4 separate regions of the Mus musculus genome follow, and all the other regions are linked to region 4. The links are chromatin loops, found by intact Hi-C in ENCODE. Cell type or tissue: heart. All regions are shown on one strand. Links, peaks and the distances in the headings refer to the core of each region. The heading gives the core; the rest is flanking DNA. Region 1 holds the start of 4930503O07Rik (RIKEN cDNA 4930503O07 gene). Region 2 overlaps Gm31870 (a long non-coding RNA gene). Region 3 overlaps Mir205hg (Mir205 host gene). Region 4 has its middle 17 kb from the start of Camk1g.

What was found. A loop is a pair of places that touch in the nucleus more often than their neighbours do. Peaks named below come from ENCODE experiments on the same cell type or tissue, not always from the same donor. Only the 100,000 strongest peaks of a DNase experiment are listed, where the experiment ranks them.
Region 1: a loop joins it to region 4, with 16 times the contacts of the local background. A loop is called at or near these places in 8 of 42 quality-filtered maps.
Region 2: it touches region 4 in a loop (10-fold over the local background); 15 of 42 quality-filtered maps call a loop at or near these places.
Region 3: it touches region 4 in a loop (7-fold over the local background); 4 of 42 quality-filtered maps call a loop at or near these places.

Annotation. Positions count from the first base shown.
Region 1 is chr1:194,218,975-194,226,786 of GRCm38, reverse strand. It overlaps 4930503O07Rik (RIKEN cDNA 4930503O07 gene), which reads left to right and starts at 4,028. Exons shown (of 3, transcript NR_040477.1): 1 at 4,028-4,358. In heart, for the core only: no CTCF peak of the experiment used is centred there; a DNase peak (open chromatin) is centred at 3,626.
Region 2 is chr1:193,699,622-193,707,433 of GRCm38, reverse strand. Gm31870 (a long non-coding RNA gene) reads right to left here. Exons shown (of 4, transcript XR_001779912.1): 3 at 4,432-4,477. Among named protein-coding and RNA genes, the nearest start is that of Gm31870, 48 kb to the right of the region's middle. In heart, for the core only: a CTCF peak has its summit at 4,159 (motif pointing right); no DNase peak of the experiment used is centred there; H3K27me3 peaks cover 285 bases.
Region 3 is chr1:193,500,629-193,508,440 of GRCm38, reverse strand. It overlaps Mir205hg (Mir205 host gene), which reads left to right. Exons shown (of 3, transcript NR_166150.1): 3 at 1,814-1,981. Mir205 (microRNA 205) reads left to right here and starts at 911; the gene lies at 911-978. In heart, for the core only: CTCF peaks have their summits at 4,135 and 4,334; no DNase peak of the experiment used is centred there; H3K27me3 peaks cover 691 bases.
Region 4 is chr1:193,382,991-193,390,802 of GRCm38, reverse strand. No RefSeq gene overlaps it. Among named protein-coding and RNA genes, the nearest start is that of Camk1g, 17 kb to the right of the region's middle. In heart, for the core only: a CTCF peak has its summit at 4,487 (motif pointing left); a DNase peak (open chromatin) is centred at 4,472; H3K27ac peaks cover 1,631 bases.

The sequences.
Region 1 (7,812 bases), core at 862-5,861, 840 kb before region 4:
CTTTGTTAGGAGCCAGAAGCTGCTTTGTGTGGCAGCTTCCTGGAAAGAACTCTCTGCTCAGACCCTGTATGTAGGAAGATAGCCTCCAGAACATACTAGACTCTCACTAGAGGAGTGTCTTCTCAGGGACGGGCTGCAGGTTTCCTACCATGTGATTTTCATTGAGGAAAGAAGATGTCTACACAAGTTTCTAGTCGTTTCTTGAACTTTTGCATTAGAGATTCCCAAGTTGATGCCAAATTCTTACTGGCAGATACTCAGGAGCCATCAGCTGTCTCCAGAGTCACCCCGACTCAGGGCAGTGTAATGAATTAAATGGTCACACAAGTTTTCTCTCAGGCCTCCACTTCCCAGGGCTGCTAAGAAAGTTCTGGCTGGAATGGGAATTTCTGTTTCTGTACTAAGTCTAAACTGACAGGCCTCCATATCAAACTGGTTTTTTGTTTTGTTTTCTTTTGTTTTTTTTCCTGTTTTTCCTTGTCTACCTCATGTGCCCATCTTCCCATTCAGAACAGACAACATAGTTTAAAGCTGAGCAGAGACTATATTCTTTTGTTGTTGGTGGTGGTGGCAGTGTTTTATTAATAATTAATTAATTTTACATCCCAACTGCAGTTTCTCCCCCCTCTTTTTCTCCCATTCCTTCCTCTTTTCACCTTGCCTCCCATCCCCCATTCTACTCTTCCTCCTCCTTTGACTTCATTATTCTTACAACTCCAGACTTCAGAGAGATTTTTCTCTGGACCATTGCTGCCCAGCTCATAGGATCTCTATGTCTCATTTGCATAAAGGCACACAGCCAAAGACACAGCATACCCCCCCTCCTGTAAGTGGGGGCTTGTGGTCGTCTCATCATGCCCTCATTATTCCTTTTATCTTGTGAGGAAACTGGAATAAAAGGCCTTAAGCAAGGTTAATAATCTAGTGAGTAGTGAAGAATGAATTTGTGCACAGGTTCATATTAGATTTATTTTCTTCCCACAACACCAAGCTGGCAGCATTGGAAATAAAGTCGATATGTTGGCATGAATATTTGGCAGAGAACATCAGGAAAGGCATTATGGACAGGGTGGGCCAGATGTTTGATTTAAAGCTGAAGAGAAGTGCTTTGTGATATGGGGAGAAAGATAAACACATTTGTCTCTGTAAAAATAGTAAGTTCAGACGCCAGCATGCTTGGGGGGGGGGGGGTCTTGCAAGTTTTATAAGATGTATTGAAGAACAGCTTTTGGGAACTATCATGAAAGTCCCCCAAGCACAAAAATATTTACCCAGAATGTCTGGTTCATAACCAACCCTTTAACAAGGTTTGTGAATGAACATGAGATCTTGCTGCCCATGTTCATAGAGGCATACATGCTTCTACAACTTGCACACATGAGTGTGGGGTCTCCAGATCTGGGGTCTAGCACCAACACAGTGCTATCATCTTGGCTGGCTCTGAACACATCTTCTCAACGTGCTGTGTGAAGACTGACAGGGGAAGGAGCTCCCTGGTTCCTCTGAGTGTCGAAGATCAAGAGGAGGGAGACCAGCATAAGATGAAAATCTTCTGGCTTTTCATTTCCCTCAAGAACAGACTGGGGAACAGTGTGTTCCCCCACAGTGGAGGTTACCAGACTTCCTAAATTCTGAGTAGAAAAGGGGGTATCTTTGTGAACTGAAACAGACTGCAATTCATTCATGAGGAAAGAACTCAACATATTGCCTGATAGGGATCTGGGGTAGGAATGAGCCCAGAAATGCTTCTCTGTTGTCTTCCTTGGGTAAAGAGCAGGCTGAGGCATAGGCATGAGCTTGAGAAGATGCAGCACATGTGACCTGTTCGGCTCATCCCTCAGTGCAGCACCAGGAGCAGTCTAGTCCCCTCTTTCTCTGACCCCCTCCCAATTCTTAGAGGCAGTACCACAGAGCTTACATCCTGCTTGATTTCCTATCTAGGACTCATCTGGCACCAGAGGCAGCCTATATTGGAGGAAGGGAAATCTCTTTCCAACCTCCATGTATAAAAGCTCTGAATATGATTTCAGAGAACTCAGTAGAGAGGATGTCTGTGTAGAAAGACTCCTATTCCTGTCTGTCTTCAATCAAAGAAACCAATTTTTACAGCCCCCCTAAATATGGATATAGCTTTTTCCTTTATAAATACATATTTTTTATTTATCAAGCAAATATCTGAAAAAAAAACATCCCCAATTGCTATTGCAGCCTACAAGTCCAGGCCTCCAATGGCAATATCTCCCTTTCTAAACTCAATCCCACAGGATTGCAACTCAGCCTAAGATTACCCTGGGATGATACAGGTTGCTGAGAGCACTGTCCTCCAGCATCTACCTGAGAGGATGAAATGAAGTAGATGATAGGTAGATTGGAGTATGTTTCATGATTGTGGGGGTAGGGGGGAGGTGGCTCAGTCACTAAACACTTAGACCTTACCCTGACTGTGCAGGCCTATAATCCTAGGGCTGGGTTGGCAAAGACAAGGACATTCCTGATACTTGCTAGGCAACCAGGCTAGCCAAATCAATGAGCTCCAGATTCTGTGAAAAAACCATTCCTCAAAATACAAGGTGAACAGCCCCTGAGCTTTAAAGACACAGGGCGTTGACCTTGGCCTCCACACATATGCATAGACATGTGGATCACACACCCTCCCCATGGACACACACAAACATGCTTAAATGTATGCTCACAAGAGTAGGTCAGAGGATTTCAGACACAGAGCTTTCAACCTCTGTGAGAAACTAGAGTCTCTAATGGTTGCTGAGTAAGTAAATAGTGGATCCCCCCCTCCCCTACTTTCAAACACTCTTTTCATTCAGCTGTCTGATGGCCCTATTGGCTAATTCATTTCCTTCCCCAAAGACTGCTGAATATTTAAAGCAGGAACTTTAGATGTGCCCAGTGACTTCACATCGCCGTTATATCTGGCTTAATTTCTTCTTACAAGTCCTGTTCTGATACCCTCTCCTCTCCTGTATTCCCAGGTGCCTCATCAACCCAGCTGCTGGACTCAGCCCCTCCTCTCCATAGTTGGCTCATGGCAATTCTTTCTGAGACCTTCACACAGACCCTTTGATTTGTCCATTGACAGAGAATTTTGGAGATAAATTTTCAGGTAGAATAAACTTGCTCATAACTCAAAGCTATTTATGTAAATTCAGCTCCAAACACTGGCCTGATTTTCCAGCAAAAACTCAGATGTAGGATGGACTAGATACGTCTCTTTTAAGTCTCTAAATGCCCACATATTTTCCTGAGGTCAGCAAATGGTTGACTTGAAGGGGAGATATTGTGATTTGTGCTCAAGAAACTTAAGTTATGAGTGATCATAGCTTCATCTTTAAAACGGAAATAATGATTACATCAACTTTCATGGGGCTGGTGTGAGAATTAAAATGTGGTACTATTTGTAACTGTTTTTTTACAACACTATAAGCATAAGACATATTGTTCGTGCTGGTTGGAGGCAGATGTCTTGACAGGAAATCTCTGGAGGTCGCTCTCAGTGTAAACATCCCATGATTCTCTGCCTCAGACAGGGAGATGAACTGCTGCAGCTGCTGCCCTTAGCAACGGGCCAGCTGAGCGGCAGGCTGCACTTCACAATGGCGGCCGCTAGATGGCACGTCCCTTGAAAAACTTCTGCTGCCACAGAACATCTGGATTCTTACAGAGGAAGCTTCTCAAAGGGCATGTAGTTAATGTGGAAGAAACCTGGAGTCCCATCTCCACGGCGACAGAAGCCCTATTCAAGGATCAGAAGTACTCTGAAATACACATAAAAACGAGGGACACCACCCTTTCTTGCTTATTGGTACATTGACATTTTCTTCGTTCCGCTGTAGGGCTCAGAGATGCACTGGTACCCCATGAGGCATCTGGAAAAAGGCAACTAACTTGTTTATCTGAATTCCTCAAAAGGAGAGCAGCGTGATGAAAAATGAATGCCACCAATTATTACACAACAATGTAAGTGTCTAATTCCTCAGCCAGTAACCTCTCTTTAGCACTCCAGCAGTGCTTCAGCCGGCCATGTAAGGAGCTACCCTCAGTCTACCCTCAGGGAGATTCCCATATCAACTATGGCATCTTGGGCAGTCACATCCTGTATGCTCATAGGATCTGCATCACAGAGGTACATGGAGTCATCAGATACACAGGATGAGAACTACCTGTGAGGGCTTTTGTTAGGACCTTCCAGTCAGTCCATTTATTTGTTCTATTTCACTTGATCTTCAGTTGCACTTCCTGCACTCTCAAGTGCAGGAACCCTAAGGTGGCATTTTTCGCAGAGAGAACAACTGTGATAAAAGTCCATCTGTGACCTAAGAGAAGCACCGAGAACAGCAAGGAGGGTATGCTGTGCCTAACATATGCATGTGTCTTATATCTAAGAGTCCTGTCATCCTAGAAAGCCTTTGGACCTGATCTGTTAGAATTTCTAGGTGGAAGCCAAGTCTGTTCAACCTATTTCCTTCTCTAACTTAAGGTTCCCTATTTGGTTTTAACTCAGTAAATATAACTGCCACTTTTCTAACATTGATTAGTGGGAGGAAATGATCTAGATAAACTCCTGGAAAACTTGTGTTTAGTATGTCATACTTTTAAGATTTAGCTATGTAAATGTGTATGCTGGATATAGATGTATATGCATATGTATATGACGTATATGTATATGTATATGATGTATATGCATATGATGTATATGTGTATGTGTATGTGTATATGTATATGATGTATATGTATATGCATATGTATATGATGTATATGTATGTTGTATATATGTATGTGATGTATATATATATATGCATATGTTTATGATGTATATGTATATGTGTAGACACATACATACATGTGCTCATGGAGACAGTCACTGCACGTCTGTGGCCAGAATTACAGGCAGTATGAGCTGCCAAATGTGGGTCCTGGGAAATTAACACAGACTCTTTGCAAAAGGAGCAAGAACTCTGAGTCATCTCTCCAGTCCTATCTAGTATTCTATTAAAAATAATGATAATAATGAACAATACCTCTTAATTAGCAAGAGGAAAGTGAAATAAGAATAGATTTTCCATTTTCTTTGTTAAGTTTTTCAGAAACTGAAAATATGTGGGGTGGCAATATGAACAGCACTGGACAAAGATTTGTTTAATGAGCTTGGTTCTAACCATAAGCTTTGTATTAAAGAGGTCTTGGAAAGAGTTACTATCATTTTCATCCAAGTCAGAAATAAGAAATAGAAACTAAGAAAATAGATGTAACTTACCATATTCTCTGAACAGCAGTGAACAGTGCCTGTTTCTAAAACTTTCCTAAAGCCAGACTCTCTGGAAACATTGTGTAATTTCTTTTGGGAACTCACAAGTGGGACTATATACGTTTTGTGACCTTTTATAAATTATTACTTTTCTTAAAAACAACAACAAAAAAGGCAGGTAAAAAAGTCTCCTCAAGTCCTGTCTCAAACCAAGAGTTGAGAAGACCAAAGCTTCTTGTGCAACTATCGAGAAGTTCCCTATAAGGACTTGACCTCTAAGACTGGACGCTAGGTGGGAAAGAGATTATTACAGCCTCAGGGGGTTCCTGTGCTAGGGTTATGTCTGCATTAGTGTTTTATCTATGACTGACAGAGGAGAGAGAAATATGGAGACACACATAAGGAAAGTTACTTAGAGAAGAGTAAGGTTGGAAGTGGCTATAAATGGAGTCTAGAGTGGGATCATTTTCCCTCTACTAGGCTTGTGTTTGCTTTACAGACTTTCAGGGAACACAAATTTGGGTTATCTACTCTTCTCAGTGATGGGGACCCTGCTCACGATCTAGAGCTAGGTGTGAATGACCACCATTGCTGTCAAGCAAACTTGTACCTGTCCCTTTGTTCTTTCTCACCAAGATGGACGAGAGTCCTCTGAGGGACTTAAGAGAATTTCCCAGGTGTCAAAATGCAAAATCTGAGTTGAGTTCACCTCTTTTAACTATTTCAAATATATGAAAATAATTCCCATAATTCACATGCATTCTATTTTTATTTTTCCCTTTTTATTCTAGCCCTTTGTAGAATTAACCCTATAAAACCCAAAAATGCACAAATGGGTTTAAAAATTCTAAGATCCTCTGATTAGCTTGTACATACGGGAATAATTGTTGTTCATGGCTGGATTTCTTCAGAAAGCTGAAAGCTTGGTTTGAACAGAGACCTAATAGGAGCTGGATTTGAATGTGTCTGTTTTACAAATGAGAAGGCAAGGTTTCTGATCGTGTAAGTAATGGCCCCAGTGTAGGATCTCATGTTACCTCATCCAGAAGAGAAACCCCACAAATTTGCCTGGGTTGATGAAGGTGCAAAGAGAAGGAAGAGATTTCTGGGGAAGGAGGCAGCAGCGACTCTGTATATTCAATTTTAGGTAGCCACAGCTTTACCTAGAGATTTTTACAGTAGGTGGCTTGGATTCACCTGTTTCACTGCCCAGGGGATTTCTCTTTTATCCAGAACTGCAAAATCCCATGAGAGTCTGTAGACATACACTGTCTTTATAGCCACTTGAAGAAAATATTTTCACAACCTCCAGGGTGAAGGTTGTTTTCACTTCTCTCAACTTATAACATTTGACACTAATCTTAAAAGCTCACTCAATATATAGTCACCCTCCTACATCTGACCAACAGTGACACCATATCTTCTCTCAGATCAAATCCCACTCTTCAGCGCTGGCAAAGGGATGAGAAGATGCTAGCAGATACTGTTGAGTGACTTTCTGCCATGTGTCTGTCACTATGCTTTACATTAACATGCTCTTTTTAATTCACCCCCAAACTTGGGGCTCTGTGAGAATTAGGAGTGGTGCTGGATAATTGTGTATGGTTTCCTTCTCCTCACCACTGTAAGATCACCACTGTTTGGCTAGCTTGAGTGAAGCAAGCACAGGACTGACAAAACATCCCACTTCTTGATTCAGATTGGACAAGAAGCAGGAAGTCTGTCTTAGCTAGGTTACCTAGGTATGTGTATACCTCAATAATCCCAGTTGAGGCAGGATCACAAGTTTGAGATCAATGTGAGCTACATAGTGAATTTTTTCTCAACCTAACTCTCCCAAAACACAAACAAAACAAAAACACTCAACCTAAACACTTACAAATATAGCATCTCTCTTTAAGCCTCTGAGATTTGGGTGTCATTTGTTACTGTGGCCAAAGCTAGCCTAGACCCAGTGCACCATGGTCATCTACCCATACATCTTGGCTATCTACCCATGTGCCTTGGGCCTTACAATTGACTTCTCTGCCCTCAATCACTAATTCTTCTTGAACTGCATATCCACATGCTTACTGAACTTTTGAAGGACAGCATGGTGGTTTGAATGAGAGTGACCCCCATAGGCTCATGTGTTTGAATACTTGGTCTCCAGCTAGTAGAACTATTTGGGAACAATTAAGGGTGTGGCTTGATGGAGTAGGTGTGACCTTACTGGAGTAGGTGTGTCAGCTTTGAGGTTTCAAAAGCTCATGCCAGGCTTAGTTTCTTTCACTTCACCCTTTCTCTCCCTGCAACTTTTGGAACAGATGTGAGCTCTCAGCTACTTCTCTAGCCTCTATCCATGTTTCCTACCATGATCATGGACTTACCTTCTGAAATTGTACATAACCCCCCCAATTAAATGTCTTCCTTTATAAGTTACCGTGGGTCATGGTCTTTCCTCACGGCAATAGAACAGTAAATAAGACAGAAGACAGTCTTGACCACTTAACCATGTATCCTGGTTAGGATCAGATCTTACTATCCTGCCACATACCGGGATTGATTTTGGA
Region 2 (7,812 bases), core at 1,929-6,928, 320 kb before region 4:
TGTCTCTCACCTATGTCCTTGATTACTCTTCCTTCCTCCTGGGTACCACTGAGATGCTGCTAGGCAGCATGGAAGCAGAAGCAGAGTGTTCCATAGTGTGTGTGTGTGTTTGTGTGTGTGTGTGTGTGTGTGTGTGTGTGTGTGTGTGTGTAGGTGTGAGTTTTGGTTTCAGTTTTGATTTTGCTTTGCCTTTTCTTTCATGATTTTAATACAGCCAATGAAAGGGGGCCAGTAAAGCCCTCTCTCTTACAATTGAGCAATTGAGTGAAGTGGTTTTAAAGTTCTCTAAAGTGCTGATCGTCAGTGATTGGTGAGAGGCAAAGTCCGTGAGTAGAGTGAGAAGAGACAGCTGGGATTGGGGTGGGAGCACAGAGGAAAAGAGAATGGGCCATGAAGGATAGAAGGAGGAGGACAGAGGGGAGACTACAAAAGGGGAGGACAGAGCAGGGGAGCAGAGGGAACAAGGAGTTGACAGAGGGAGAGGACAAAGAGGGAGGCAGAGAAGGACAGAGAGGTTAGGCTGGGAAAAGACAGATAGGGGAGGACAGAGAGGGAGGACAGAAGGGGAGGACAGAGAAGTTAGACTGGGAGAAGACAGATGGGGAGGACAGAAGGGGGAGGATGGGGGAGCAGGGGAGAGGACAGAAGTAAGGACAAAGAGGGATGCAGAGAGGTTAGGCTGGGAAAAGAGAAATAGGGGATGACAGAGGGGGAGGACAGAGGGAGAGTACAGGGGAGTACATAGGGGGAGAACAGAGGGGGAGGGACAGAGAAAGAGGATAGATGAGGGAAAAAAGACATGTAGAGGAGGCTGTATTGTTTACATCACTATTTTCTCACCCTGCCACCCCCAGATACTCCATTTTCCCAAGGATCAAAAGATCACAATAATCTCTGTGATCTGACAGAGTCATATGAGAATTTGAACTCTACCTGGAGGTAGTAAATGCTAGTTCTTACCAGGGTCTTTGGATTTGCTAATACACAGCTGGAATGTCTGAGTTTATGAGCTGAAGTTCTTTAAAGCTGCCGCATCTGCAGACATGCTGTCTACTGTCAAAGCTGTGTGACACTGGAGAGATGGAGTCGCCTTGGGCTGTCCTCAGTCTCCTTCACAGCCACTACGAGCCTCTGTATCTGCCCATCTCTTTGATGACTAGGTAGACACTTGGAATGTAGGACTTAGCAGACCTCTATCTTTCACCAAGCCTAGAGACAACAAGAAGCCTAGAGAAGAGACTGCCCAGCTGTCACCGGCCTGCCTGGCACCCTCACCATGAGCTTGTAAACCTTGTAACTTCAGGCTTCTTCTGGTTCTGTGATTATATAAAGTTTGTGCAATCTCTCCCACCACAAAGCAAGCCATTTGGAAATCAGGACCCCGTGTTCTTGGTCCATCATCACAATCAATGTGTTTGGTTCAGAATAAACTGTCTCTTACTCCCATTGGAGCAAGAGCTATGCTTTGTCAGGACAGCTTAGGAGGATTTTAAATATTTAAACAAATCCATACTTGCATCAGGCTGTTTTGGTTGTTTCCAATGGTATGTTCCTTTTGCTCATAATATGTATGATATAAATCAACAGGGTGTTTTGGTTTGGTTTGGTTTGGTTTGGTTTGGTTTCCCAAGCCAATCAGCTTTTTAATTATCTGGACACTAGCTACTAACCCATTGCAACCTAGAGATCAATTCCAAAGAGTTAGTGTACATGCCATTGTATAGGGAATGAGCGCCACTTCAGATCTGCCCTGTGGCTTTGTATCCTTCCCACTTGGGATACCACAAGCAGCTCCGTGGAGTGCCCATACCTCTAACTAATCAGATATGAAGGGGGAGATGCTTACAACCACTCTGTGATTTCTCCGAGTTATAGCATAGCTATAAAGTTTGTAATTACAAAGCACTCTATAACAAAGGGCAGTGTAAATGGTGCAATGAAGAGCACCCTACAGTGAATTCCAGACAAGCACCAAGAGCCCAGCTGAGTCATCCACCTATCAAATGGACAACAGTTCAGTAGCCTAGTCAGGCTGACCGTGTCTGAGGTTTCCATGGAGATCTGGTTAAATGCCCAGAGACCAGCCCTGGCCTTTAAGTACAGGTACTGAGGTGAGACACAGTGTCAGATGAAGGCCAAAGGCTGGTGATCTCTGGCCTTGTACCTCTCTCTTACTGTTCTGGGGGTCAGAAGCTGATGGCCTCTGGAGATTTAACTCTTTCTTGCTATTCTGTGGCTAAAAGCTGCTTACTTCTGGTAATTTGACTCAAGCTGATAGCAGCAGGGGGATTAGAAAAAAGGCTTAGTTTCTCTGTAGCTCAAGGGCCCCAGGGCCAGAAGAGAGGCTTGAAGTTCATTAACTCATTGTGAGCCAGAGAGAAAAGAAGAGGAAGAAAGGGAGGATTCAGCACACACATAGACACACACACACACACACACACACACACACATACACACGGGTCAGGCCCAACACCTGTCTCAACAATTCCACAAATGTTCATGCATACTTACATACATACACATATAACTACACAGATATGTATGTAAATACAGACATATACATTTGGTGGATAGGGCTGAGTTCCGAATGCCACACTTTATTTATTTTCAGCCTTCGTATACCTTTTTAGACAAAAGTTCCTTATAAACTTACCTTATAGATGAAATGTTACACAAAAGGGGAGTTACAGAAAGATGTGGATAGTAAGCTCAAAGCAGTGTTTCATTCTATAAGCTCATTATAAGTTCAAAGCAACAGTTTCACATGACCTTGCTTTTTCATAGTGCACACCTGTAGCCTCATCCTTGGACCTGACCTAGAATGAATGATTTTTCCTTGATCACAAATCTGTCCCAAGACTATTATTTCCCCTTTTAGTGTAATTGTGAAAGCTCATTATATTCCTTATTATGCAGCCTTTACTTTCTATTCTGTGAGGAGGGGGCACATTCTAATCTTGATTCTAACTTTTTATTTTTCTGAGACAGGGTTTCTCTGTATAGCCCTGGCTGTCCTGGAACTCACTTTGTAGACCAGACTGGCCTTGACCTCAGAAATCCGCCTGCCTCTGCCTCCCGAATGCTGGGATTTAAAGGCATGTGCCACCAGGCCTGGCTTGATTCTAACTTTTATTAAGTCTCTTTGGCAAAACAACTAAAATCATCTCCTTAAACTCTTTTCTTAAAATTATTTGAATCAAATCAGGAATGTTATAAAGTCATTAGTTAATCTAAAATGCACTAATTCGTGAAAGTTCATCTTCATGTTGATCTGAAGGAAATTTGCCTAATATGGTGGGCTGATGCCCAGGAATCATTAGGCTATGTAATAGTGACAGGAAAGGCACATCAGCAGCAAGAAGCAATCCTGGGACAAAGTCTCTAAGAATCCTGCGTTCTCAGAGCTCACCCATTGTAGCCATGCAAAACAGTGAGCTATCTCCAGAAAATGTACTTGCTTACCATAGCCTTTCTAAGATGTCACCTGACAGGTACGCACAGCCCACTGGATCATGGGAGGATGAGGCTGGAGGTTCCATACCTGCACCATCATAAGCTGTCCAGGTAGCCCCCAGTAGCCAAGTTTTTCAAAGGTTCCTCTGTGCCTGAACCAGGCACAAGCACCAAACACTCCTTCCTAGGTCACAAGTAATCATTAAAACATTTCTCAGAAGCCAACATTGAGTATCAAGCAGAGAAGAGAGGGAGAGTAATAGGCCACAGCTAAGTTTATGGGGGACTGAGGCCTGGGAGAGACCAGCAGGGTGGCCCTCTCCAAGGAGCTCCAGTCTGGGGAGACAAGAACAGCAAAGAGTCAGGATGTTTGTAGCCTAGGCATCTTTCTCTCTCCTCCACTCTCTGGTGTTTAGTAATCAGGGCCAGAAAGGAAGCAGGGAGAACAATCTAGCATTCTGATTACAACTATCAAATCACTACCCAGGTTGTCTCTGTTATTCTTAAAGTCAGTGTGGCCCACTGAGCCCATGATTTTCACGGGAGCACTGCCAGTGTGGGTTGAGATAGGGCCTGAGATCAGGTCAATGGCCTGGCAAGGGTGTATTAACCAACTCTTGCCCACTTGTTACCTGGGACTCAAGGCCAATCACCCTAATCTCCATTTACTGACACTTAAGGGACTTGCATATTTGCTCTCCTGCCACTAGGTGGCGCACACTGCGACCGGGAATTCAAAATAAGATATTAACCATGGTAGTAAACAGTCCCCTGTCTCTGTGCGTTCATTCTGATAATAAAATCAGTAAATCTCCAGTTCATTCCCTATTTCAATCCCAGCTTGCGCCGTGTGCAAGCACACGGCTGAAATGCCTGCCTTTCGGAGGATTCATAATGGCTTTGCTAATCATGCAAGCCCAGTGTCTCCAGCATGTTGGGAGGGGGCTTTTTTGCATGCATGATCGGACTTGAACTCACCGAGCCATGCACGCAGAGTCTTGTCCTAACGGCCCCCTTGCATCCCCTGTAAATGAAAACAGCGCACATGAGCCTCTGAGACAGGGCAGTATTTTAAGGTACTCAACAAGCGACAGGCATGCCCCCAGTTCAGGCTCCTTGGGACCTGACGCTGTGACAGCTGAAAGGCCAAGGCTGTTGGGCTTGAATCACAGGCACAGCTTTGCTGTGATTGGCACACCCTGTGGGAGTCTAGACTGTTCATACTAAAAAGAATCAGACTATCTGGCTCTTTGTGCAAAACCAGCACATCCCAAGTCACCCTCCAGGAAGAGGAGTGTGTGAGGATGTGAGTGAGGACTGGGCTAGTAATTTGGTGGGTTGAGGCTGGCGAGATGAACTGAAAACCCACTTGTCTGAGATTATTTTCATTTGCCTCCTGGTGTTAGAACTCAGGCTGAAAAGAGCTGGTTCCTTTTAATAGTAAAGGATTTTCACCCAGCATGGATGGAGTTCAGTGCCTGTCTTCCGTAGGCAGGTAATGATATACTGCAGAATTCATTGTTTTCTGATGAGAACTCCAAAATACACACATTTCTATTTCGTGAAATCAGCGTTAAGGCCCACCATGCGTTAGCTCAGAGAGGAAGTGTCCATCAGCACACTGATGTTGGGACTACTTCTCAGCTAACAAGTGGGGCTGGGGTGATCCATTGTGTGACAGTAATTAAACAGATCAGGTGAAAGTTATGACTCTTACATTCAAAACCCTGCTATTTGTGTTACTTACACTTAACTGTAGAGCTGGGAAGGAAATTAATTTTGTATAATTTTCGAAGACAATTCTAAGTGTCAGTGGAGATTTTCTGAAACTGTGAATGCCCCCCCCCCCAAAAACCCCTGAAATGAACTTTAGTCCAGTTCCCTGTGTCTGGCACTAAGGTGAGCCTGTTCTGTCTGTCTCCCTGGAACCATATGTCCTGAACCTCCCAGTGCTAGCCTCAGGTGCTTCCGGCAGCATGACCTACTACCTCAGAACACAAGGTGCCTAGTGAGTGCAAATTCTGCAAGGAAGCTCGCAGAGCAGACAGCAAAATCTCCACAGCCTCATTTCATCTGTGCCCCAAGCAGACTTCAGAAAGCAATAAAGACTGAATGTCTAAGGACTTAAAAGAAATACGCTGTTATCATCATCAATTTATGAAACTCCCACAAGGAAGCAGACATGTACAGAACACACAAACTGTACCCGTGGCCTGGAACAAAATGCTGAAACTGGATATTGCTTTTCTCAAGCCTTTTCTCTCCTCTCCCTCTTTAATTCTTTTTCCTCTTTCTCTTTTGCCATGGAGTTAAAGGGTCTTCCTGGCCATAAGCACTGGGAGGGGACTCTGAATGTAACAGTTCATGAGATGCTGAAGTGTGAGCCAGTGCCAAAAACCAGGAAAGGGTATGGGCTGCAGGAGAAAGGAAGAAAGGGGAGTAGGGGCTGATGTGGGGGGTGCACATGTTGGAATGCAGGGCAAGGTTAAAGGGGAAAGACACTATCCTTGTCCTATTCAACCCTGTGGTCAACACATCCTTTTGTCTGTCACCTTATCACCGACCTGTCCTCTGGGAGCCAGTGGCCACAAGGACAATTTCAGGATATACTTCCCTGTTCTGGGTAGGGCAGAGTCCTGAGTCTACAACTTTGCACAGACCTCAGATCTGTCCTTGACGTGTGTCTGGAGTTGAGGACACAAAGGTGACGGCAGGTGCATGTTCTAAGAGGACTGAGCACAGGCTACGGGTACAAACGCATACGCCCTGACCACGGATGACAGTTTCACAGATGGAGATCTCACACGAGTCTGAAGAAGGCAAAGTAGCTTTGCAGAATACAGGGCAGACAGAACATGTTCAGATGCAGTGTGCATCAGAAACTGAGCTGCTGATGGTGCTGACCAGTTGTGATGCATAGTGGAAGGGGGGGCTGGGGAGGCTAGGCAGGGGTGTCCTGCTGTTCACTGTTTCCTATCTTAACCAGCCTTGCCTCTGGATCTCATGTCATTGTGACCTGTGGGACCTTGGGCTGAAGGGGTAAGGGCTTCAGGGCACTAATTCTAAAAGCAGGAAAGCCTCTCGGGAAACTGAAGGTGAGAGTTACAGCAAGGGTGAAAACAGCCAGAAGCCAGGACCTGTCCAGTGTCAGTGACTCGGGAGCCACGGCACTGACTCTTCCACTTTAGACGCAGTTTTCATCTTCTTTCCCTCTCTCTGTCCCTCCCTCCCTCCCCTCTCCCTCTTCCTTATTTCCCCATCATACCCCAGCATGTATGTTAAAGACTTTCTCCTCTGGTTTTCTCATCTATAATCTGAGAAACATGGTTGTCAAAACAATATGACTATGCAGGAACCCAATTTCAGAGACAAAATGCCTGCTGGGAATTCTTGGATGAACAGAGGTTTCATGCTGTGTCCACTCTGGAACATTCTACTGAGGCCATGGGGTTGGACAATACTGGAATCTTCTCGGATCAGATTTGTTAGAGGGATGTTTTTAACATGGCTACTTCCCTGCAGCCTGCACATAAATGGCCAGCACCCATCAGGCACCATATGGTAGAGAGTAGGCAGTCCTGTGCATGGCTCCTCCTCCCTGGCCCCAATTCATGATGGTAGGGAGATGTTTACAGCTCTGAGGACACAAGAACATGTTGTAATGCCATGTGGTCCTTAGAGAAAGGCAAGCGTCTGCATGGTATTCATCAGAGCATCTAATAACTTCAATGTCAGAAAGTGTTTTCTGGTGTCTGACCCGCTATAGTCTAAACTCCCTTTAGAGAACATGAAGTATTCTTGTGATCACAGATCCAAAGACAGCTACTAACTGTTCCTAAAATGCATCCCCTTTAATCAAGCTCTGAAGAAAAGACAGCTTTGTAGCAACTACTCTGGTGGTTCTAAAGAGTCTGAAACCAAGTTTATGTGAATAGGAGTTTGATACTCAGAATCCAGGAAGATAAGTAAGAAGAGAGCAAACCCATATTGGCATCAGAGCTCAGGGACAGTGAGCTGACTGCTTCTGAACTCTCAGCCCTGGGCACAGCAGCAGCAGATCACACATCCTCCCTGCTCTAGTCCCACTGTGCTAGATAGAGGGCTTGGGCTGGCCTGAGCCTCCAGCTGCCCTTATTTCTTTAGGTTGAAAATAGAATCCACAGTAGAACTGCTATCCACAGACCTGCCTGCCTTCCATTAGGGCTGTGAGGGGCTGTGGGAGAATAGCCATATTACAACACCCTGCTCCTCCCACTCAGTTACTTTACACTGGTTGGTGAATTAGTGTCTGACCCATGATGGTTCCAGAACTATAGCGCCTAGAAATGGGACCCTAGAGCTCACTCAGTGCCTTGGATG
Region 3 (7,812 bases), core at 1,547-6,546, 120 kb before region 4:
CCTGTCTGCTTGTCTCTGCTTAGAGCAGCCTTTTATGAGGCTTACACTGAGCAGCAGACATGTCTGAACAAAGCAAAGAGGCCAATGCAACCCTGCAAAGCTCCTGCTTGGTGAGCATTTTCTTTTGGGCAGGGACAGAAAGTCCACAGGTATTACATGGCCTCTCAGTGTAGCTCAGTCTCTGAAAGCCAGTTATATGCTGGCCTCCCTCCCTTGACTACCACCCTAGGCTCCTTAGAGAAGCCATTTACTAATTCTGTGCAGATCTGGGGAAAGATATATAGTCATTAAAGACTGACTTTCCCAGACTATGCTTCCCCAGCTATGGGGAGAGGATCAAGAATTCTTCCCTTCACCACCCACTGGCCCCATAAACAGGCCTGTTCCTGTTTATGCAGACGAGCAGAGTCACTGTCCTCCGCTTATCCTGATTACACACCAGCATCCAGGCCTGAACTGGGCTGTTCATGCTGCTTTTTCAGAAGAATACCTGCTCCCCTGTATTCCACCTTTTGGTACAAAATGAAAGAAAGTGTGCTTTCTCTAGATATCACCAACATACCTAGCTCTGGTATGGAACACTCATTGAAGAGGAGAGCCAGCATCCTAACTAGGTATACAGAATGGAGACTCCACTTGGATTTATCTGGGATGGCCCTTCATGGGCAAGAAACTACCTAGAGTCCAGCCCCACACACAACATTGGCTATACCACCCAGAGTACTCTGAGGTGGGAACATGAATGCTTGAGGGTTTGAGTATTCAGGTCCTCACCAGGTCCTGAATGAATGAATACAGGTATTCAGGTCCTGTAAGAGTGGGGTTGCAGGATCCTGAAGGTCTCCTTCAGGTCACACAGCACTACACGAGGAGGCTTAGTAGACAAACAGCCCCAGACAATCCATGGGTCCTCTTGTCCTTCATTCCACCGGAGTCTGTCTTATGCCAACCAGATTTCAGTGGAGTGAAGCTCAGGAGGCATGGAGCTGCCAGCGGTGGACTGAAGCACAGCATTTGAACAGAGGCATTCTGCAAAAATACAGTCACTAAAAGCACCTGCAGCGTGTGCTTTTGCAGAGGGGTGGCAGTGGCAGGCAAGAGCACACTGCCAGTGATTGCTGTGTGGCCTTTCTTCCTAAAACCAATGCTTCGGAAATGTGTATTTTTCTGTAACTTGCAAAATTAAAAGTTGCCTATCTGCTGACACGCCCTCCTGCCTCTCTGCCCTATGTTATCAGTATCTTAAACCTGCACCCTGCAGGCTTAAATCCCAGATAAACTCAAGGAAGTCCTGCTGCCTCCCTGCCTCCCTCTCTCCCTAGGGTTTCCAGGCAGGTAGCTGGGACATCATTTGCAACCAGCCAGGGACCCTATTGCCCTCAGACTCTCCACAGTGCCAGTAAGACCTACAGAACTGGGGAGGAAATCCCCATTAAGATTATTTAAGTCTATTTATATTGTAATAAAATAAATGTAAAAAAAAAAGATTTAAATGAAGGCAGATTCAGATCTTTCTGACATCGTACAGGATATAACTCAGCAGGCAGTGTAAATTCTGGAAAGGTTAATGCATTTAAACATATTTGACACATAAAGCTGCCAGATCCGACTTTAATCACTCACCAAGTGTAATTGCCTTTTCCTGGGTCCCTCTGCACCAGAACATGTGCTCAGGCTTGTAGGAATCTGCGGTGGGGTAGGGACAAATACTTCGCTGTCAGGGTCCGTGGTTTGCTTTGATTGATTTGGCGTTGACTTGATTGGCTGTTGTGTTGCTTTTGTGTTTGTCTTAAACAACGCATCTCTCCTTTAGAGAAAAAGACATAGGATTGAGCCTGAAGGCGCAAGTCCAAAAGAAGTCCACTTAGTATGAAGTACCTGCCCAGAGAAACACTTTATGGAATTAACACTTCCTCAATGGAGGAGTCTGCTTGAGGAGCCACTTGGCAAAAATAAATAAATAAATAAATAAATAAATTAATTAATTAATTAATTTTTTAAAAAAGCCAGACACTAAACAAAACCTACCTCTGGATCTGGAAGATGCCCTGCATCATATTGGGCTAAGCTCAATAGAGCCCATAGCTGCCATTTCTCTTAGGAACTGAACATAAAGGTCACTTTGGTATCCGAGACCCTATATTCTGAATGCCCCACAGTGGCCTCTTCACCTCCCCAGACCATCTGTCCCAGGGAATCATGAGTTCCTCACACTGAATATAGGAAAACACATTTATCATAAATGTCTTGCCCTCCTGCTTCTATTAATATGAATGTCAAACTCAGCCCACACCTCTGTATACTGAGCCCCACAAATGATGAGGAGACCAACCCACAGGCATTAAGAAAATGTTTACCCATAACTATTACATAGTGGATCTGACTGAAGCACCATGGTAGTCTGGGTTTCGAGCTAGCTAACTAGTAAATGCCTCTATTTTGAGCTTTGCAAGGAATCCAAAGGCTAGAACAAAGAAAGCACCAGGCAGACATGATGTGATATTCTTATACGTGGCAACCCGCAACTTGGGTTCTTTTCTAGAGAAGGAAACATACCTGTGTTTCTATGTAACTCTGCTCAAGGAGGGAAAAGAAACAAAGTGGCCGGTAGTGATTGCAGAAGAAAAAAACTACAAAGTAATCTAGGCCACGAGACTATAACCAAAGGTTCTGCATCACACACCTTAATCCCACTCCAGTCCCAGCTTCATATTTTCAGCTGTGACCTGGGGCTCTCTGCAGGTCGGGCAGAGATCTGAACTGCCCTGTCCTCCCTCTGGCAGCACAGATTGCTGATTCCCTCCTGTAGAAGCAAAAGCCCTTGCACTCGACTAGAGCAGCCTGCCAGGGAAGCAGTGTGAGTCAAGAGCTGGAGAGAACTGCCCACCCATCCTCCCATCTAAACTCCCAGTCTTCTACGTGTCCTGTCCTAGCTGCAAAGCATGGCTCAGCACAATGTTGAATACATAGTGTAATCAAAACTCCCATGCAACTGCAGCAACAAAAATAGTATTATCCAGCTTTCTGTATTCATGGTCTTTTATTGAGTAGAAAAGCAAATATCATTGAGCCAGATTCGAGTAGACAAATATATACAACCATTGGTAATTTAATATTTTGTGCTAATGGTATACACTGTAGATACAACCCAAGAGGAGTAAATTACAATCCTATCAATAATACATTGTGTCTGAGCTCTGGGTTCCCAGTACACATGAAAATGTATATTAGCAAAAACTCTCTGGATATTAAAAGCTGTGCACATAATGAGGTGCAGGACACAGAATCAGGGTCTTCAATGGGGGCTGGGGGGAGGGGGAAACAGCCCATGCTGCCATTGCCGAAGCTGGTAGTAAATAAAGATAACACACTCTACCCTCAGCAGATCACCCAGTGAGAAACAACCTGCCAGCTTGCAGGTCCATGCTCACCTTGTTTCTTTAAGCCTTGGGAACTATCCAGTGTCAACAGTGAGGCTGAGGGGGCTCCAGAGAGCCCCAGGACAAAAGGTAATACTGAAGAGAAAGACCATAGGCTATCCTTTTCCTGACCCAGCCTCTCCTAGGTGTGCAGGATCTTCTAAAACAAAGGAAGGTGGGGCCAATGACTTGTAAGAAAGAGCTCACCACCTGCTGGGATGTGCAGGACTTCTTAGAATTGTAAAGGTTCTAGCCACTACAGTTTTGTCAGCTAGCGCAAATCCCCCACTTTGCTGCTTGCATGCGGGAAAAACACCCGGGAGAAGTGTATGACAGTCTTGCTTCAGAATGAGGAAGAGTTGCTGCCATACTAACATAAGAAATGAAGACAAATTAGGTTAATGTCTGCAGGAACACTAGTTAGTGCCACTGTCACACACTGGCCTTTGACCTTTCCTGACTCAAAGAATATTGAGGGCAGGTGAAGCCAGGACTTCTGGTCTTTTTTTTTTTTTTTTTTTTTTTTTAAATCAGACCCTGGAAGAAGGAGAGCGCCAGAAAGGAGGGGAGGCTATGAGGGCTCTGAAGAAGAATGCTGTGACTGTAGATTGCAGTCTCCAGCTCAGAGATGAAAGGGACTGGTCAGACAGACACCAATTCCCTAACAGAAATAGAAGCTCCCTGAATTAAGGTGACTTCTCTAGGCTTTCTGGAGAGATCCGACTATGCATCAAAGAAGAACAAGGCAAACACTTCCTTTTGTCTGCAGATAAGACGCAGCATCTGGATGTCTCTTTACCTCCCCCACCCCCTCCCCCTTCCTTCAATCCTACCTCCTACCACCTCTTCAAGTCTTCCTTTCCCAGTTGATTGTCAGATATCAGGGAAGGGTGGGACACCTGGTGGGAAGTAGGGGAATTACACTGCAGTGAACCCTCTAACATGGAGAAACAGCAGGGAGGGGTAAACACACACCCTACACCAAAGCAACAATAAAGATGACCTGTGGCAGAAAGTGACTTCAGTTTTTGCTGTGTTTAACTATATCTGAGAAACACAGGTGTCTAAGAACAACTGTAGTGAGCCCATAGATGAACAAATACATGGGGTGACTGGTACAGTTGCCTCCTCGTGTTGCAAGTAGATGCAAGTTCAAAGAACTCTCCAAGCTAAATATCTGGAAGGAGACCATGCCAAGGGAATCCAGGTGAGAGGTGCTCACTGAGGTAGGCTTCAGTAATGCTGTGCCCAGCAGTAGCCAGCAGCCACCCACAAGCTTCTGAGTCAGCATGTGAGTGGTTAAGAGAGGTCAGATTAGATCTGGTGCCAATTTGATCTAGCCACCAGACTCTGGGCCAGCCACTTAACCTCTTTGAGACCCAATTTCCTTATCTGTCAAGTAGGAATAATGACAATAATGTCAAGGGCCCGTGAAGAGCCAGACGCTTCGTGCTTCGTGTCCATAGCATAATTTAATGCTCCCAGCCATTAGCAGATGCAATTGACATTTCAGGTTTATAGGTGACAGAGGGTGAGGGACTGGCGTGAAGTCGGCCTGTAAACAGTGGAGCTAAAAGTCAGGCCTGGCTCTCTGTTCTGGAGTTGGCACTGGGACCATTACTCCATCCCCTCTGCTGGTGTGAAAATCAGACAGTGCATTGGGGCTTGGATCTACATTGTCCCCACAGGCCAGTGTAGAGACTTGGTCCTCAGTGCTGGCCTGCTGGGAAATGCTAGAACTTTTTAGAGTGTTGCCTAATAGCAAAATTTGAGAGACCTGGAGGCAGGCTTTGCCTTCCATCCCTGCATCTCTCAGCTCCTCTGGAGTAAGTGGCTTTACCCCCCCACACACACTCACACACACACCCTCTCAAGCCAGTAACAACAGAGTGAGACCATTTCCCCATTTTAGGTGGACTTTCTCCTGCTTTTTATCTCAATGATGGAAAGCTAACATAGAGGCTAACATACACAGAAGAGCCAGCAGGTATCTGGAGAGTCTATGCACTCAAGAATGCTATCCACCATTTTTATCTCAGTATAAAGCAAAAACCTTTGACAAGCTTGTCTTGTACCTCTCCCCTACCCCATTCCCCACTCCTGTATGGAGCAGTTAACCAGAGACAGTTCACTGGAAACCCAACTGCTATGGAACACCATTTTCCCAACTCAATGTACCTACCATCCTCTGAACTGTCAAAGCCTGTGATGATTATCTAAAGGAAACTACATAAAGCTGGGTGCACTTTTTATCAAGAATTTATAGGTTCTTAATGGTTGCTAAAGTAGGGGCTCATGGGATCTCACCCCTCCGCCAGGATTTACAGACCGGTAACAGAAGTTAGGGAGGACAGAGATCGTTTTCTTAAGTGGTCTCACTGCCCATAGGTTGCCCATGCTTCTATAAAGTAACCCCAGTTAAACTCGTTGGCCACCAGGCTGCACTGGTGTAGAATAGGCCTGAATTTCAGTCCTTGGAAGCACACCTGTGTTTGCCACTCTCCTCAGAAAAACATTCATGATACCAACATTAAATTACAGCATTACAATGTAACCAACATTACAATGTAACTCATTCATAATTCCCATGATCCTTGTCATCTCCTCCTGTTGCCTTCCCTTTCAGGCTTCTCCTTCATTCTGTGTGTCCTGTGAAACAAAGGCTTCAGAGTATTTATTATGTCTTTTTCTTTTTCAAAGCCAGTGCTATACAAATAAAAAAATTAAGAACTGTCTTACCAGGGTGACTGCTAATTCAGATTTTCCTCGAGGACAAGTGAAAATACTGAGCACAGGGAAACTGCAGGACCAGAGAGGTGGCTCAGTAGTTAAAAGTGCTTAATGTTCTTGCAGGATTCAGGTTTGGGTCCTAGCACCTACATGGTGGCTCACAACTATCTGTAATTTCATTTTCTGAGGATGCAGTGCCCTCTTTTTACTTCCACAAGAATCAAGCATGTAACATGTTGTGGGAGGGGGAGGGGAGGTATCGTACGCGCACATACACACACATACACACGCATGCATGTGCAGGCACTTATGCAAAATATTTATATACATAAAATAAAATGAAACAAATATTTTTAAAAAATAAACTTTTGATGACAGGCTACTAAAAATAAGTTTTGAGCACATAGGAAAACTAGAATGATCAAGAGAAATGATAAAGTGAAAGATAGCAATTGAAACATCAGGGAGGCATGGTCCTAATGCTGAGGGATGCTGATGCTGTGTGGTGTGTGGTGCTGATGCTGTGTGGTGCTGATGATGTGTGGTGCTGATACAGTGTGATGCTGATGCTGTATGGTGCTGATGATGTGTGGTGCTGATACAGTGTGATGCTGATGCGATGGGTGTTAATGCTGAAGAGCACTGATGCTGAGGGGTACTGATACTGTGTGGTGCTGATGCTAAAGGGGTGCTGGTGCTGTATGGTGCTGGTGGGTGCTGATGCTGTGTGTTGTTGGTGCTGAGGGGTGCTGATGCTGAGGGGTGCTGATGCTGTGTGGTGCTGATGCTGAGGTGTGCTGGTGCTGAGGGGTGCTGATGCTGTGTGGTGCTGGTGCTGAGGGGTGCTGGTGCTGTGTGGTGCTGGTGGGTGCTGGTGCTGTGTGTTGTTGGTGCTGAGGGGTGCTGATGCTGTGTGTTGCTGATGCTGAGGGGTGTTGATGCTGTGTGGTGCTGATGCTGAGGGGTGTTGGTGCTGAGGGGTGCTGATGCTGTGTGGTGCTGGTGCTGAGGGGTGCTGATGCTGTGTGGTGCTGGTACTGAGGGGTGCTGATGCTGTGTGGTGCTGGTGCTGAGGGGTACTGATCCTCAGGAATGCTGATGCTGTGTGGTGCTGATGCTGAGGGGTGCTGATGCTGTGTGTTGCTGGTGCTGAGATGTGCTGATGCTGAGGGATGCTGATGTTGTGTGGTGCTGGTACTGAGGGGTGCTGATGCTGTGTGGTGCTGGTACTGAGGGGTGCTGATGCTGTGTGGTGCTGATGCTGTGTGGTGCTGATGCTGTGCAGTGCTGATGTTGTGTGGTGTTGGTGCTGAGGGGTGCTGATGCTGAGGGGTGCTGGTCCTGAGGGGTGCTGATGCTGAGGGGTGCTGGTCCTGAGGGGTGTTGGTTGGTACTGTGTGGTGGTCCTGCTGTTCTCTTCACTCTAGCATCTTTTGTTAGAATGGTATATAAGCCTGGAATTTAATCTCCTGCTTTAGTCATGTATTTATTTGTTCTTTTGTTTGTCAGTGAACTCCTTGTGAAGCTATTATAGTAAATCTGTTTCTTCTGCCTGATTAGCAGCACTGCTAATCTTCGGATCTTCGACAAAGGATCAGCTTCACTGAAGATTCATCTTTTTTAAAGGTGTCCAGTGGCTGGTGGTTCTGACGGCAGAAGCTCA
Region 4 (7,812 bases), core at 1,401-6,400:
GTGACAGAGTGGCCTGGAAACAAGACAGGTGTGAGTTCCAATAAACCTTCAAGGGTATGACCCCTGACCTACTTCCTCTGTAAATCTCCATCACTTCTCAATAGCATCATCAGGGACTAAGCCTTCACATAGGAACTCCTGAGGTGTAGTTGAGGTCCAAACCATAAGAAGTCCTATCACACAATAATGCTTCTGGAGGCGCAGGTTCTCAGCTGCCGTGTTCCTCCGTGCATGGAATCGTGGGAGTGTGCCCACTGTACCGCTTAGGTCTGAAAAGAATGGGGTTTCAGGCTTCTCTTCCACTCTCTGAGCTGACGTGCTTATTCTGTGGTTTTAGTTCCATCAGGGCCAGTGTCTATTCACCATGCCCCAGGCAATAAGGAAGAAGAGCCACGCAAGCACAGTGGGCACATCAGGGAATACGCTCACCGTGACAGACGTTACCCGAAAGCTACACTATGGTGTTCTTTCCACGGAAGAGCCTCTAAGGAGAGTGGGCAGAGAGTGTGGCCAGTGCTGGTTTGTATCAACTCTACCGAGCATGTCATCACAACAATGCCAGCAAGAAGAAGGAATTCCATTCTGGGAGAAGCAGAACCGGGCATTAGCCGTGATGAAAGGAAAACAAGAGACAAGAGGAAACTGTCGATCTGCAGAAGATGGGTACCCCAGGGAGGCTCCTGTCAGACAAACAGTTTCCTGAGCCCCCATAATTCCCTGCCCTGCCTCTGCACTGTTATGGGAATGTTACACCTCGAGAAGACAAATGGGCCCACACGGGGGATTTTTTTTTCTGCCGTTTTTGTTTTTATTTTTGATTACAGGGGAGGAAATCACTTTTGTTTTCTCTTCTTGCCAGTTGACTAAACATGACATCCAACCCGCAGGCTGAGCAAACAACTTCACTAGCCATGTGAGAGATTAGACAGGACAAGAGCCTGGGGTATTCTTTCCCAGAATGAGGAAAGCCCAGGCTGTCTGGGCCTCTGAAATGTGTGGCAATCATCAGAAAGGAGCAGCTGTCAACGCTGCCTCCTGCCCCCGTGGGGCCACCAAGCCACCACAGTCTTTATTTAATTGGTTTATTAATCTTACAGTACAGTGCTGGCTTCTGTCTCATTGTCCCTCCCTGGCTAACTGGGCCTAGACTTTGTAAATACGTTTAATTAAGCTCCAAAAGCCACAGCCCTTCCCTTCTCAAGGCTGCTGTCTCCCACCAGGAGGGAGAATGGCTGCAAAGGAGCTAAACCAACAGCCTGCTTCCCTGACCATCCACTGCCATCTGGGGTGGGATACAAGGAAGGACTTACTGAGAGAAGAGGTAGGCCACTTCACTTCATATGAGTATGGCTGATCTCTCAGGCCATGGGGAGACTCTGAAACTCATTTAGAGTTTCAGAAGATTAGGAAAAGACACCCACAAATTTCTGCATGCAAAGCTCCCCTTGCCCAGCCTCACACTTCAGTCTGAGAAGGAGATCTGCTTGTCGGAATGGCCTTTACTAGAGAGCCCAGGAGGCACCGCTCCCACCCTGGGAAGGAAGTGAGGGGAATATAAAGCCAGGAAGGAAGGTGAGATTATCCAGAGAGGGTCCAGGGGAAAGCACACAAAACAGGGTCCATACAGCTGCAACTTTACAGCCAGGTATCCACCCGACTCACCCAGGGAACTAAGCCAGAACAGGTGAAGACCAGGGGGCCACCACAGTACAGGGTGCATGGGTTGTGAAAAGATGCTTTCTGCTGCATCTGTGCCTGAATGTGCATCTGCTGTGGCCCCAGGAGGGGAGAGAGGGAGAGAAGAGGAGGGGTAAAAAGAAGAGGGGAGGGTGGGTAGGTGAGTAGGTAGGCGTGGGGATGGACCTGTGAGGAGGACTGGGACTCTGTTCACCATGACCGACGTTGTGGCTCCAGAAAGCTATGCTGAGTTACTGTTTCCACGGAAGAGCCTCTGAGGAGAGTGGGCAGACAGTGTGGCCAGTGCTGGCTTATGTCAACTCTACAGAGCATATCATCACAATAATGCCAACAGGAAGAAGGAAAGAACAAAAGAAAGTCTGTCCGTGTGTGATAAAGACAATATGCTCAATAACTCATGCAGGCTTTCTTTATCCATCTGTTTGTTTTCACTAACGGGTGTCCACGTGCACACAGACAAACAACCACAAACATTAAATACTCCGTCTGGACATTTCTAAACATCTGGATGCTAAACAGCACGTTGACCCTGGCTGACTGTCTCAGAGCAGCAGTCTAACCCAGACTGAGGACCAGGACTCTGCCTGTAGACAGATGTGCAGAAAAAGCCCAATGTCCTTGTTCCAAATCACCTGCACAGTGCTAGGGATGTCTCAGTTTCCACTTTGAGAAACATGACCACATGTCACACCAGGTGCAGGAGTAACAGAAGGAGGATTGGAAGCAGGGACAGGCTTTCGAGGAGAGCAAGTATGGGAAGGAGCCAATGAGGGCTCAGCTCAGTGGCAGGGAGGGAACGCTGCAAGCACCAGGCCCCATGGCCTTCCTGAAATGGGGATTCTCCAGCGCTGCCCCTCAGGACACTTTGGACCATCCTCATGATAGCCTGCGATTCAGGAAGCTGTCCCAGGCCCAGGTTCTATGATGTCCACCCCCACCCCTGACTACACACACACACACACACACACACACACACACACACTAGTGCTAACTATCCTGTCCTTATCATCACTTCATAGACAGAGAAGGAAGAATGGAAATTCCTATTCTACAGAGAAAGAAGGACCAGCACACACACACACATTCACACACACTCACACATACTCACTCATACACAAACACACATACTCATACATACACTCATACACACTCACACATATATACATACACATTCACTCATATATATACACACACATACTCATATACACACACATATGTAAATACACTTATAAAACATACAATATGTCTACCTTTTCTCTTTCTCTCTATTCCTCTTTTTCTCTTCCTCCCTCCCTCCTCTCTCCCTACTAAGATCCTTGCTATTCAAAGTGGTCCCTGGTCTAGCAGTGCCAATAGTCAATCTTCTGGGAGGTCTGGGAGCAAAGTCTCAAAGTGATCCATGAACACAGAGATCTTCTAAAAGCCCTACTGTGGCCCCAAGAAAAGGCAGGGAGGTCAGAAAGACAGCATCTGATGTTCCTCCAAACAGTGTCAGGTTGGTAGTTCTGAGAAGGCTTAGTTCAAGGTCAGTGCAGACCCATACTGCTACCTTGAGGTAAGGGTTGAGCTCCGGTCCCCTTCCTTCTGAGCCAGCCCATTGTTGAGGTGTTTCTCTCCAGGACCCAGCTGACAGACTGGAACACAGCAGGCTCAGCTCTGACTAATTGCCAGCAGTTGGCTGAAGAGACATTCCTCATCGAAGCAGCCTCATTAATCTCCTAATGCCAACATAGCCTGGCTAGTGGCAGTCCTCTCTGCTTCCATATCTACATGCTGGCTTCTAGAAACCTAGTGGTAGAAAATGGCCTCCTTCCTGGAAGGGGGCACCCTGCATCTGGTTAAACCAAGTGTTTGCAGAGCTCATCACCAAGTCCCAGAGCCTTAGATGTTTGCCTCCCAAGTGGAGGACCATGTCTGGCATCACTGAGACATCTTGGAGGGGCTGAGGAACCTCAAATAGGACAACCAAAGAAATGGCTCTTGGAAATACTTGCAGGATGTTTGGATATGTGCAGGAGATGTTTTCTAGAAAGCTCTAAGGAAATCCTGGAGAATAGCAGAGCCTTGTGCCAAGCTGCCTTCATCCTCTGGTCATAGTGTGGCAGAGACTCTTCCATTCTGCTCCTCTGGGTGCTGCTACTGTGAGTTTGTCCCCCTGAGATGGGAAGCTCCTACAGGACATATCTTCTCTCTCCTTATTGCTTTGTACCTGGTCCCACAAGCCAGACCACCCACTCTCATGCAGATATGGAGGCAGAGCAGAGAGGGAGGTACATGGGAGATGGAGAGGCCAGGAAGGAAAGGGCCAGTGAGGCAGAAGCTTGGAGGACACATCTTCACAGCAAGAATATAATGGGCATCCAGAAAGATGCTGCCAGGTACAGTGAGGCACCCTGCAATCAATCCCAGCACTCCAGGGAGACCCTGAAGGGTCACAAGTTCCAGGACAGCCTTGGCTATCTAGTTAAACCCTTTCTCAGAAGCTAAAATCAAAACAGTGCAGAAAGAAAGAGATACTTTACTAAACAAAGATCCCATCGCTTGCTGTGGCCACCAAGGTGGGTGGGCTCCCCAGCAGCAGGAAGGATAGACAGAAAAGCCAAAGCTTTATACAGGAAATATGGGATGTAGACGGTAAGTACACAGGTGTCTATCTTCTTTATTGCTTTTGTTCAAATGGACAGACCGGCTGGCCTCTGTCCATTCCAGCAATCCTGCCAAAGCTCTGGAGAGCCAGCTGGAGCCTGGCCAAGTGGTTATTAAAATAGTCGCTGAGGCAACACTGCCCTCTACTGACCACAGGTTGTCATGTCTCTGAAGCCGCTCTGCCCAGCAAAGGGCTTGAGTTAACTTGTTTCCTCTCAGCCTTGTCCTTTGTCTCCCCTTTGCCCCACTTTGTTGTAGCAATCTGTTCAGATTTCCTAGGACTTTACAGACACTGTAAAGAGCGCCATCTGGGACCAGCAGAGCCCAGACAACGTGCCAGGCCAGCCAGTGTCTTTGCTGCTTCATTGTCTTCTAATAGCTGTTTGCTGAGTCTCTGCTGGGGAAACACAGACCTAGGGATATGTGTGGAGCAAAGCTCCAAGCTGCCTTGGTGAAACAGGGGTTAAGACTTGGGGTTAAGACCAATGATAAAGCAAGGAGTGAACTAGTATGCAATGAGCCAATGACTCAGACACATCAGCAACTAGAAACATTTCTCCCTCTGTGTGTGTGTATGCATGTGCATGTGGGCATGTGCATCTGCATGTGTGTGAATGTGGGCATGCGCATCTGTGTGTGTATGCACGTGTATGTGAACATGTGCATCAGCATGTGTGTATGTATGCATGTGTGTATGCATGCATATGTGAGCGTGTGCATCTGCGTGTGTGTATGCATGTGCATGTGAAAATGTGCATCTCTGTGTGTATGCATGTGTGTGAGCGTGTGCATCTGCGTGTGTGTATGTATGTATATGAGCATGTGCATCTGCATGTGTGTGTATGCGTGTGTATATGAGAATGTGCATCTCTGTGTGTGTGCATGTGTGTGTGAGCATGCACATCTGCATGTGTGTGTATGCATGTGTATGTGAGAATGTGCATCTCTGTGTGTGTATGCATGTGTATGTGAGCATGCGCATCTGCATTGTGTGTATGTGAGCATGCGCATCTGCATGTGTGTATGCATGTGTGTGTGCATGTGAGCATGCACATCTGCATGTGTGTGTGTGTGTGCATGCGTATGTGAGCCTGTGCATCTGTGTGTGTGTTGCAAGGATGAGTGTACCTACCCATACTCACACTAAGGCCAGAGGAAGATGTGGTATTGGGTATGGGTTTTGTAGCTTTTGTTTGTTAACTAGGCCAGTGGCCAGTGAACCCCTGTAATCCTCCTGTCTCTGCCACCCCATCCCCCAGCATAGGGTTAGAGGCACACAGGTGGCCTTGTTCAGCTCTTCCCCTTGGTGCTGGGATCTGAAATCAGGAACTCACATTTGCACGTCGAGCACTCTTACTCACTGAACTGTCTTTCCCGGCTACATGATTCATCCTTTAACGGTTACTGATCAGATGTCCAGGTGGTATGTTCAATTTCAGGAAATGGTTGCCAAATATTCCAAGTAAACTGATACTGAATCTCTTTACCAATGGGAAGAAGTATAGAAGAACACCGGGCTTTAAACAGTACCGGCCTGCGTGCATGCAGGTCTCTTAATAGGGCACCTGAGACAAGAGGACTCCCTGCCAATCTGTCTGTCTCTTTCACTCTCAAACTTGAGATGGATCAAAAACTTGTGAGGTATTTGTAGAAAATTTGACTTCTGACTCGACCTCAGCAGTGTAACTCTGCTCCACACAGACACCAGAGAATCCGAGCCAACAGATGTCGGGCTCCTCACAGTGGCGGCTTCTAGCTATCCTGTGACCAATCCTATGGGGATATTTAATGTCTCCAGCAGAAGTCACACCAAACCGCAATCCCCTGCCCACAGTGATGAGCACAATACTGTCCACCCTCCAGGTGGGAGCCCTCAGTGCTGATGGGAGGGATGAAGTGGACAGTGGTGGACACAGGCTGTTCACCACACTTCTTCATATCTGTTTTCTCACAAAGATTCATAGCCTCATGTCGATGATAATGGTAGTGATGGTGGTCGTGATGGTGATCATGGTGAGAGTCATGGTAGTGATGATGATGGTTAAGATGATGAGGGCGATGATTAAGGTGATGATGATGATTTTCTGATGGTGATGATGGTGGTGGTGGTGATGATGATGATGGTGATGTTTACAGGTGACAGCTATTGCTTATTCTTTTCTAATAATAGTGCTCAGTATTGTTTTAACTTTCAAAACAACCTTGTATGGTAAGTGCCATTTACAGCTCCATTTTAATTTCATGATCGCTATTGAGTATATGGTAGGAAAGGTCACGTGTGGCAGTCAGAGGACTTTAGGGGATCAGTCCTCTCCTTCTACCTCTACACGGGTCTCAGGGATTGCCAAGTTTGCACTGCAAGCACCTTTCTCTGCTGAGCCGTCTTGGTGACCCTTTTATAAGTGAGGAAACCAAGGCACAGCACAGATGTCGCTTGCTTGGATCACAGAGTCAGTGAGTGAGAGAGACAGGGTTGTAACCCAGCCTCTGGCACTAGAGAGCACCATGATTTTGGCCACTGCCCAGTTCCATTCCTGTGAAATTACTTCTAATTTTTCAAAGGAGGCAGGTCTACCTTCTAGATAAACCCAAATATTGCAATTATGAACAGTTCCACAGAGAAGGTGTCTGCACTCAGGTCATTGTTTAAAGGGAGATCCAGTTCATATGAGACAGTCTTGCTGACGCCCTAACAATGGCTGAAGACCCCTCCAGGTATTGTCTGGTCACCTTCTCCACAAAAGTATAATATTCCTAGCAATTTACCAGACAATAAGTAGAGAGCACAAAACATTTCTTGAATTTTCCCAAGGAGTTGCCTCCCTGGTCACACAGGTCACCTGTAAATGATGGCCCTGGAGCCTTCTCATTCTCCCTTTCCTCCCCCCTTTTCTCTTTCCCTTCCCTGGGGATTCTACCTGGGGATACGCTGCAAACTGGGCATCCTCCCCCAAATCTAACCTCTCTTTCACTCTGCCTGGAGAGGAGACATAAGGGTGAACCCCTCCTCTCTTTCTCTCTCTCTCTCTCTCTCTCTCTCTCTCTCTCTGTCTCTGTCTCCCACCCCGTCTCTCTCACATGTTCCCATACACTCTCTCACACACGTGCACACACACTTTCTCATGTTCACACTCACAGACGGGTGGGGGGAGAGAAAGAATATACAGACACAGAGAAAGACAAAGACACAAGCGGGGAGTACCCTGCCCCACAGTGGCAGCCTTCTGTAACTGCAAAGAAAATGCAAGTAAAAACTATCTCATCAGTGGCTCAAGCCCACCCAACAATAATATATTTTTTTAAACTGAAAAGTGGAATTGGGAAACATAAATGTGGGGAGAGGACCTGTTCCTGGGCCTTGGGCTTGTATTTTGCCCTTGTTGCTGGAATGAGTGGAAGTCCAAAAACAGGTCACTGGCTGAGCTCTAGATGGCCAGCAGAGGGCTCTGGTCCTGCACTCGGAACCTG